Regions from separate parts of the Homo sapiens genome. Here regions 1 and 2 are each linked to region 3. A link is a contact called in ENCODE Hi-C or POLR2A ChIA-PET data. All regions are on one chromosome and are shown on one strand. The core of a region is the stretch at or near the end of the contact, and the rest is flanking DNA. Distances in the headings are between cores, read along the strand shown.

Region 1 (3,104 bases), core at 232-2,731, 630 kb after region 3:
GAACCCTGGAGGTGGAGGTTACAGTGAGCTGAGATTGCACCATTGCACTCCAGCCTGGGCAACAAGAGTGAAACTCTGCCTCAAAAAAAAAAAAAAAAAAAAAAAGAAAAAAGAAAAAAAGAGAAAATATATGTGAGCACCAGAGCTCAACATTAGGAGCATTTCTGAGATTTGGAGCTATTCAACAATGGAAGTTCCTGGCACACACATCAGGTATTCACAATACCCTTTCTCAGGTGTTTGGTCACTGCTAGTGAGCCGCCTGGATCAGTGTTTCCCAAATGGCAGTCATTTGCATCTTTGCTTTTCTTTTGGGGGCGGGGGGGTAATATCCTGTACCAGATTTTTGAAAACTGACATTAAAAATACATGTTTAAAATGTGCAAAGTGCACTAAAGTGCACTGGATGTATTTTTTATTCATGTATATACTTTTGTTATCTATCACCCAGGTCAAAATACAGAACCAGCACCCCAGAGGGTTCCCTCCTCCTCCTTCCCAGCCAATAATCTTCTCCTCCTACCTAACCGCTGTTCTTACTTCAATCACTATCAACTAGTTTTACACGTTCTTCAACTGCATATAAATTGTCTCAGTTTTTTACTTAACACTTTTCTTGAAGTGCTTTCGTTTTTTGCCACTTTTTATTTGACCTAAGAAATAACATTAATGAAACAGTGGTTTGACGTGATAGGCATTTCCCTCCTAATGCGCACTAAAAACACTTAACTATTTGAAAAAAGAAGTTTCTTCGTGTACCAACTAATATATTCTCCGCCCTGTCTCCAGAAACCGCCCTTCCTCTGTGGGCCGGTGGTTACCGGCACCATTGGTACACGGACCACATTTTGTTTCCCAAAGCAACCAGATGATTTTTGAGGTCCTTTGCAGCTCGAACACGGAATGACTTTGTGGTGATCGAGTAGCCAGAAGTTCACGGAATGCACTGTCACAATTGTGATTCCGCCATAGCGCCGTGCATCCATCCAACACTTGTTTAATACCTATATTTAATACCTAATACCTTAGACGGTCCTAGGCTGTGGACACAGAAGACTAAACCCCACTTCCTGAGTTGAAGTGGGGGAAATAGAGGAGTAAATCATTTCACGATGTGTGGTTAAGTGCTGCAGCTCAGGTAACCACCAGTACACAGAGGAAGGGCGGTTTCTGGAGACAGGGCGGAGAGGAGACCGTGGGTGGGCATTTCCCAGAGCAGCCTCTGCCAGCCACCCTACTTTGATCACTTTGCCGCCGAGCAGCAGCGGCGGTCAACCTCAGCCTCCCTTAGCAACCTGAGTGCCCCGTCCAGGAGCCTTACTATTGGTCTCATGCAGCGAGATGGGCAGTTCTGCCGTGCAATCCCAGCTCGCAGTTCTTGCTCCGCGTGTACTCACGGGAGGACTCGCAGGCGTTACCGCCTTCCCGCGTGCCCCGCCCACCCTCCCGAGCGTCTTTCGGCGCATGCGCGGACTGGAGCTGTGTGCAGGGCCAGCGCGGAGCCCGAGCAGCCGCGGTGAAGCGCCTGTGCTCTGCCGAGACTGCCGTGCCCATTGCTCGCCTCGGTCGCCGCCGCTTTAGCCGCCTCCGGGGGAGCGGCCGCCTATTGTCTTTCTCCGCGGCGAAGGTGAAGAGTTGTCCCAGCTCGGCCCGCGGGGGAGCCCCGGGAGCCGCACGGTGAGAGCGCAACTTAGTTGGCGGAGTTGGGGGAAGTTTTGTGATTTGTGGGTCGGGGCGCGGAGCGCGGCCAGTCCCCTGCGGTTGCTCGGTGGGGCGGGCCCCGGAGGAGGGGCGGGGGCTGCGGGGGTTTCGGGGGCGGGCTGGACAGACGGGTCGCCGGGCGGCGCCGGGACCTCAGGTCTGCGGACCCCTCCTCCCTGCGCATCGCCCTTCTCCCGCATTGTCTGCTTGGGGCTCGGCGCGCCTCCCACTCCGCAGCCCAACTTAGAGGCCGTCGCCGCTTTCCGGGTGGGGGGCGCGCCCGGCCGCCGATGCTACCTCAGGCGCTCCGCCCCCAGCGAGGCCCCGAATCCTTGCCCCGGGTCCCCGGGTCGGCGCCGCCGGGGCGGGCTCACTCCTCCCCTGGGGCGGGCGGCCGCGGTGTGGAGTCCCCGCCGTGGAGTCCGCGCCGTGAACAAGTGCTGCGGGCGCGAGGGAGCGGCTCCCCGGGGTCGACGCGGACGGTAAACACGTCGGGCCGCGCCTGCCTGTCGGTGCCTCTCCGCGGCTTCTCGGGGGTGCGGCCCAGCTGACCCGCGCGGGTCGCAGGCGAGCGGCCCAGGAGACCCGTGCGGTCCCCACGCGCTCTGGGACCCGTGCAGCCAGCCGGCTCAGCTTGCAGCTATACTTTGATACCAAACAAAACTTTTTTTTTTTTTTTTGGTAAATACGGTTTACTGCTTTTTTTTTTTTTTTTTTTTTGCAAAGCCACGAAGTATGTGAAGTTGAAAAAAGGAAAAACCCTAAAACTTTTTAAAAAAAAATCAAGAAAGGGGGTAGATAGGTTTGTTTTGTTTTGGAAATAGTTCTTATAGCAGAGTGATACCGTCCCATTTAATTTTCTAGATCCCGGAATTCACAATGAAAATTGGATTGAGCGGTATTTTGGTGTTCATTCTTTGCTAATGACACTCCTTAATGAAGTTATTTGGAGAGTTTATTGCTTCAGTACAGTAAAAACCAGTGTGCCTTTTTTTTTGTTAGTAGTCCCCCCCACAACAAGTGTTTTATTTTTAGAAGAAGCATTTTCTTCAGTTTTTCTGAACTGTTGGATTGCGCAGATGAGGACAAACGGTGCAGTTCTTGAAAGGTCATTATTGGCAAGTTTGTGAAGAAGCTAAGATCAGTTGAGATAAATCATTGTTACTATTCTTGTATTCTGTCGTGGACTCTTGGGGATTTGCAGGCTGCATTAAGTACAAGTTTTGTCAAGTTTGGGTGCACATATTACACTTAATTTGGTTTGTGTGGCTTATTATATGAACATGATTCTGTTTCAGTTCCCCAGATGGAACTAGCTTAAATGTCTGTCATTCATAGTGGAGCAAAATGGCCAGAGTGTCATTTATTGTTAACTTCAGTTGTATTCCTTTACCATCTGCTAA
Region 2 (2,828 bases), core at 193-2,692, 580 kb after region 3:
TTTGCTGCCTCTCTATCACATTAGTAAAATTAAGTTGAGGGAACTGAAACTGCTGGCTTTGGGTCTGTTTCTGGGTGCGCACACACGAGCTGCAGAAGTCTCACTGGTTTCAGTTATCTCTGGCTGCAGAACTTTTTTGTTTTCTTCCAGCCCAGACGACCTGAAGAAGCATAGATGCTACCCATAGATGAACGTGGCCTTTGGCTCTGCTCACACAGTTTCTCTTTAATCAAAGAAAGACCACAGTAAAGGATATTTACAAGGAAAGGGAAAGTGAAAGGGCGCGGAGAGAAGAGCAGAATCACCAAGGAAAACTCCTCCTACCATGGTCTCTGCAGCCAGCCTCCTTCTCACTGATGTCGGTGTTCTCACGATCCTTTTGCTCCTATTATTTAGTGACCTCGCCACTCTAAGTGTGGTGTCCAGTGCAGCAGAATTAGCACCACCTGGCATCTCCTTAGAAGTGCACAATCTCAGCCCTCCCCAGACCCTCGACTCAAAACTCTGCATTTTAACAAGATGCCCACGTGATTCATCGTATGCACGTTAACATTTGAGAAGCACTGCTCTGAGGTTTCCAAAAGGCAAAATAAAACTGCAGAGTGAACAGCTGCAAAACAGATGCAAAGTTAATCACGTGGGATCACATACGACTCCTCCAGGGGATTTATGACTCTCTGTGGATGGTAGCTGGTAATACAGAAAACAGAAATTTGAAGGAATATGTGGAAAAAAGTAAATGCTGTGCTGCAGCCCTTTGAGTGCCCTAAAGGGATTCACCTTGAGTTAGAGGAAATGCCGTGCCTAACCCCTGAAATAGTTTCATGTACCCTATGAGAGCTCAAGTGTTTGGTGCTTTTGTTTGGGGGGTTTGTTTGTTTTCATTAGGGAACAGAGAATTTATACTGGTGTTCCATGAAAGAAGAGAGATCTATTTGATTAGTATTTCCAACATAGCATTCCACAATACCAAAATTTGTAAGAGGAGTTGATATACGTTTTTAAATAACCTAGAAAATAAGTTAAGGCGAATGGGTCCGGTTCAACTTCAGGTCTGCTTTCAACCTACTCAAATTGGATTGATGTTGTTCATTCAACAAATATCAAGTCTCAGGATCTGTGCAAAGAAGAACTTCAAGGAAAGCAGCCACTAACAGCTGCAAACCCCTGCCATCGCTGCAGACAGCCCATGACAATCGAGGTGGGGAACAGATCTGCTGGGGAGGAGGGTAGGGCCGAGGGCGCAGCTACAGGAAGGAGCAAGGGGGAGTTCTGCACGCCCTTGTGGGTTAGGAAGCTGAGCTCACTGCAGAAATCAGCCTGGTCCTGAACCCTGGACCTGAGCTGCGTGGGGTACAGGTTCAGTCTGACTCATGCACTGGCCTGCGGAACAGACCACAACTCTGCCTGGTGAAGGTTTTCAAAGAACCATGTCAGCAAGTCCTGCTGCCTCCTCAGGCTCCGGAGCTGTGGCCCAGTTTAAGGTGAACAAGTCCCACAAGTCCCACAGGTCTGACTCCCATGACCATGTCCGGAAGCAGCCGCTAGAGGCTGCACTTGGTCCCTTCAAGGAAGAAACGAAAGGGCCTGAGCAAATTTGCAGCTGGCTTTGTTCTGCCTGGAACACTCTGTTCTTTCCTCACATCCTCCCGCCCCGCTGAGGGCTCTCTACACAGGCCTGCAGGAGATCACATGCCAGCCTGGAAGTTAGAGCACCCCGGGGCCTCTAAGTTACCAAGGGAGAGCTGGATGTGCCAAGTGGCCTCCTAAGGGACACTGCCTGGGGGCAGAAGGTTTTGGTTCTCTGATGAGAGGCAACTGTCCTCTGACTTCACTAGGATTCTGAAGCCCAGAGAACCGATTCAGAGAGAGGGCAATCGAGCGAGATGGAGACAGAATGGACCCAAATACTGTCCAAATGTTCAGTGTTCAGTGAGCCGGCTTCTGTCACAGTGAGGTACCTGAGGCGGGGACTGCTCCCCGGGAGGGTGAGTGGGAGTTGACTCTGCAGGGGGAGCTGAGTGGGGAGAAATCAATCAAGCAGAAAAGTGAAGCAGAAGTTTCTAGAGGCTTGCCCCACCTACCAGAGGAGTGTTCAGAGGTGCTTGAACTCTTAAGGTCACTGGACATTTTTAACTGGGGTGAGGACTCGGACAGATTCACAACAAGGCAAGCAGCAGAAAGTGGCTCCTGAAGTGCTTCTTGAGAAATGTGAGCCAACACATGACAATCACACACAACACCTGAGAGATGCTGGCATTGCTATAGGGAAGGGGTATGACCCACCCTTTGGGAGCACCCATTCCCCCTACCCCGCCCCGCTCTGTGTTTAGTGCTTTCTACGTTCCATTGTTAGTGATGTTCAGTGACCTCACAGCCCGGTGGGGCAAATATAAATATCCCCATTTCTCTAATGTGGAAAGTAGGACTGGAAGAGGTTAAGTAACTTGCCAGGGTCAGCTGGTAACAATGACAGAGCTATGATGCTTGTTTGTTTGATTTGGCTTGTAATCAGGTAATATAGTCATATGATTCAAAAATCAAAACCGTAGAAAGGGGGCCAGGCGCGGGGGCTCATGCCTGTAATCCCAGCACTTTGGCAGGCCAAGGTGGGCAGATCACCTGAGGTCAGGAGTTTGAGACCAGCGTGACCGACATGGTGAAACCCCATCTCCATTAAAAATACAAAAATCAGCCCGGCGTGGTGGCATGTGCCTATAATCCCAGCTACTGGGGAGGCTGAGGTAGGAGAATCTTTTGAGCCCAGGAGGTAGAGGTTGCAGTGAACCAAGATCATGCCACTGCATTCCAGCCTGGGTGACAGAGCA
Region 3 (2,700 bases), core at 5-2,504:
CCACAGTAGGACCCAACTTTCTCCTTTACTCTTGGTACTTCTTGAGCTCCAGGCCTACTTTTCTCTCTCTCACTGCCAAACATTTGAAATCATCACCCTTTATTAACTCCATTGCTTCATTGGCTAACATACTCTTTAGACAAGCTCTTCAACTCAGTTCTGTGCCTGGTGCACAGCAGGCTCCGGCTGCATGTTAGTTCCAGCCATCTTGCACATTTGCATCTCCTTCCTGGAGAAGGAATTTCTCCATGGTTAGCAGTGTGTGCTCACTCCTAGTCACCAGGGCCTCATCTCCGTGTTCCCACACCCTGACCTTGCTGCCGCCCTAATGCTGCGGACCCAGTTTCCAGGTACGCCGGGTTCTTGGAAGGTCCTGCCGGTCACCCTCCCAGCCTTCTGCCAGACTCACTGAGTTCTCACCCTGCACAGTCATCGTTTCCCCAGTAACCCTGAGAGATCTCCCAGTCTACCTCTTCGAGGCACCCGTTGCCAGTCCTCCATCTCTGTTTGCCGCGCGTCCCTCGGTTACCCCAGAGGCAACACGTCAGGCTGCCCCGCACCTCCAAGCCTGCGCGAATGTCCTTGTAGCCAGCTATGACCAAACATTTAGGGCGCACCTGAGCGCCAGGCCCACGCCACCCCTGCTTGCTTTCACTTAACAGCCTCGACTAGGCCCCCTATGCGCCAGGTCTCAGTGAAGAGGACGCAGTCCCGGGTCCTGGGCGCTCTTTGCCGGGCGAGACAGCTGCGTAGGCAGATCCTGTTCCTCTAGTGGGCGGCCTCGGCCCCTGCCCCTGCCCCGAGGCGCGTCAGAGGACAAGAGGCCCAGGTCGCTGGCAGCGGCTGCCTGCCCGACCGCACAGGGTGCCTAGCACGGGTGGCGGGGACTGGAGCCGGGCGGGGGCCGGCCGGGGTCGGGGGTCCAGCCCTGAGCGGCGCCGTCCCCGCCCCGCCCCGTCCCGTCGCGTCCCGCCCCGCCCTACCCGCCGCCGCCGTCGTCGCCGTCGCCGGGCCTGCGCCGCGCAGCCCGCCTCGGGCGGGAGGCGGGAGGCGGGAGGCCGGGCCCAGGCCGGGGCAGCCCCTCCACCGCACCGTCCTGGGCCGGTGCCCAGGTCCGAGTCGCCTTCCGCCTGCCCCCCCCCCCCCCCAATCCCCCGCCGCGGCAGCCCCAGCCAGGTCCCGCCGCCAGGCCGGCTCCCGCCCCCGCTCCGCCCCCGGAGCCGCAGCCCCGCCCGCCATCGCCGTCGCCATGTTGTGGCTCCCGCAGCCGGCGCTGGGGACGCGCGCGGCCGAGACTCTGGCCTGCAGTCGCCGCCGCCGCCGCCAGGTAAGCGCCCCCCGCGGGCCGGGCCGAGCGGGGCCTGCGGGCCGGGGCAGCCCCAGCCTGGGCCCGGGAGGATCGCAGCCGGGACCGAGTCCGAGCCCGAGCCGGGGCCCGGCCCTGCAGCCTGGCGGACCCTGGCCGCCGCCAGAGGCGGCAGCCACTTCCCCCGACCGCCGCCTGGCGGGCCCGGGCCGCCACCCCACCCCGCCCCCGGCCGTCGGGCGCCGGCCCCTTCCGCCGCTGCGACCGCCGCTGCGACCGCCGCTCCTTGGCAGGCCGGGCACGCTGCTGTCCTCCGCGCTGGGCGGGACGTGCGGCCGCCCTCGGCGATAGCCGGCGGCCCCCAGCCCGGGCACGGATAACGGTGCCACTTTCTCCCTCTGGGACGGCCTGTCAGCCCGACCGTCCCCGCCGCCCGAAGAGCTGTCGCCGTCACAGGGCAGACACTTCGGGGAACGACCCTCTTTGGCGCTCCTCAGTACTCCCCTCCCCTGAGCCCAAGTTCTGACCCTGAGGAAGGTTTCTCCCGGAGCAGACAGGTATTCCTAGAGCTCCAGAGTTGGGGTCCTCAGGGGTGACCAGGCCTGTTGATCAGGGTGAAAATTGTCTCTCTGCAAGGGCTCTTCCTGCCAACGAGGGGGTTGGCGGGAGGCTCAGTGTGACCTGAGGGAGGACAGGAGAGCGTCTGCTGGACAGATGGCCTCCTGGCCTTGGATCAGCGTTTGTGAGGGGGAGGGGTCCGTATGACCTTAGGTATGCCTGCTCCTGAGTACTGCAGGATTATTGAAGCTGTTTAGGGATTTTAAACCATTTTTTGAGTAGGCCAAAGGTGGCATTAAAGGTCCTGGATTGGAATAAGTCCACAGGCCCACCCAGGGAAGCATGTTTGGCATCCAGGACTAGTCTAGAATAGGACTGGCAGTAGAAGAATGGGACTTGGGGAGTAAGACGGTATTTGGCTTATGGTTTGCCCACTTGAGTTCAGGCCTGTGCTCATGGAGGGCCTGTAGGGTGCTTCTGTCGCGGGTGCAGTGTGGTGCACAGTGTGGCAGAGTGCGGAGGATGTGGACAGACAGATTCCTGGCCTGGTGGATGCTTGGTGGTATTTTAGTAGTCTGTTTCCTCAACCTCACTGTTACGTTACACAGTGAAAGGGGCAGAAGTGTGGTGCTAGTGCGTCCATTTTGATCATTTTCCAATTTTTCAACTAGTTGTGGCTTTGATTCATTAAATAAATTTTTACTGAGCACTTACTCTGTGCCAGGCACTGAGCTAGGTGTTGGGAGTACATTGGTAAGCCAGAAAGATACCATGTTTTAGTTCTTAGCCATTGGGAAAGTCTAATAATTAATAGTCGTGGCCGGGCGCGGTGGCTC

The links. A loop is a pair of places that touch in the nucleus more often than their neighbours do. ChIA-PET counts read pairs that join two places held with the same protein, here RNA polymerase II (POLR2A). Pooled maps may share reads with other maps.
Region 1: a pooled map shows a loop between it and region 3 (7-fold over the local background). The contact joins the promoter of AKAP13 here to the promoter of ZNF592 in region 3. A Hi-C loop is called at or near these places in 2 of 37 single-sample maps with no recorded cell type and 6 of 50 pooled maps. POLR2A ChIA-PET finds 5 or more read pairs at or near these places in 3 of 52 experiments (activated CD4-positive, alpha-beta T cell, activated T-cell and naive thymus-derived CD8-positive, alpha-beta T cell).
Region 2: a pooled map shows a loop between it and region 3 (2.7-fold over the local background). The contact joins the enhancer-like site here to the promoter of ZNF592 in region 3. A Hi-C loop is called at or near these places in 1 of 37 single-sample maps with no recorded cell type and 2 of 50 pooled maps. POLR2A ChIA-PET finds 5 or more read pairs at or near these places in 2 of 52 experiments (AG04450 and OCI-LY7).

What each region holds. Positions count from the first base shown.
Region 1 is chr15:85,379,122-85,382,225 of GRCh38, forward strand. AKAP13 (A-kinase anchoring protein 13) reads left to right here and starts at 1,482. Exons shown (of 37, transcript NM_007200.5): 1 at 1,482-1,677. It overlaps MIR7706 (microRNA 7706), which reads left to right and starts at 1,475; the gene lies at 1,475-1,541. RefSeq lists silencers at 1,333-1,412, 1,793-2,362, 2,019-2,186.
Region 2 is chr15:85,329,754-85,332,581 of GRCh38, forward strand. No RefSeq gene overlaps it. Among named protein-coding and RNA genes, the nearest start is that of MIR7706, 49 kb to the right of the region's middle. RefSeq lists enhancers at 1-23, 84-413, 615-784, 1,467-1,546, 1,637-1,946. Within about 2 kb of position 1,443, at least 32 of the 41 ENCODE cell types and tissues checked have a DNase peak (open chromatin) inside an H3K27ac peak, as active enhancers do; they include OCI-LY7, where a contact is called at or near this core.
Region 3 is chr15:84,747,338-84,750,037 of GRCh38, forward strand. ZNF592 (zinc finger protein 592) reads left to right here and starts at 1,255. Exons shown (of 11, transcript NM_014630.3): 1 at 1,255-1,327. RefSeq lists enhancers at 407-706, 779-1,618, 2,147-2,226 and silencers at 777-1,196, 1,257-1,746.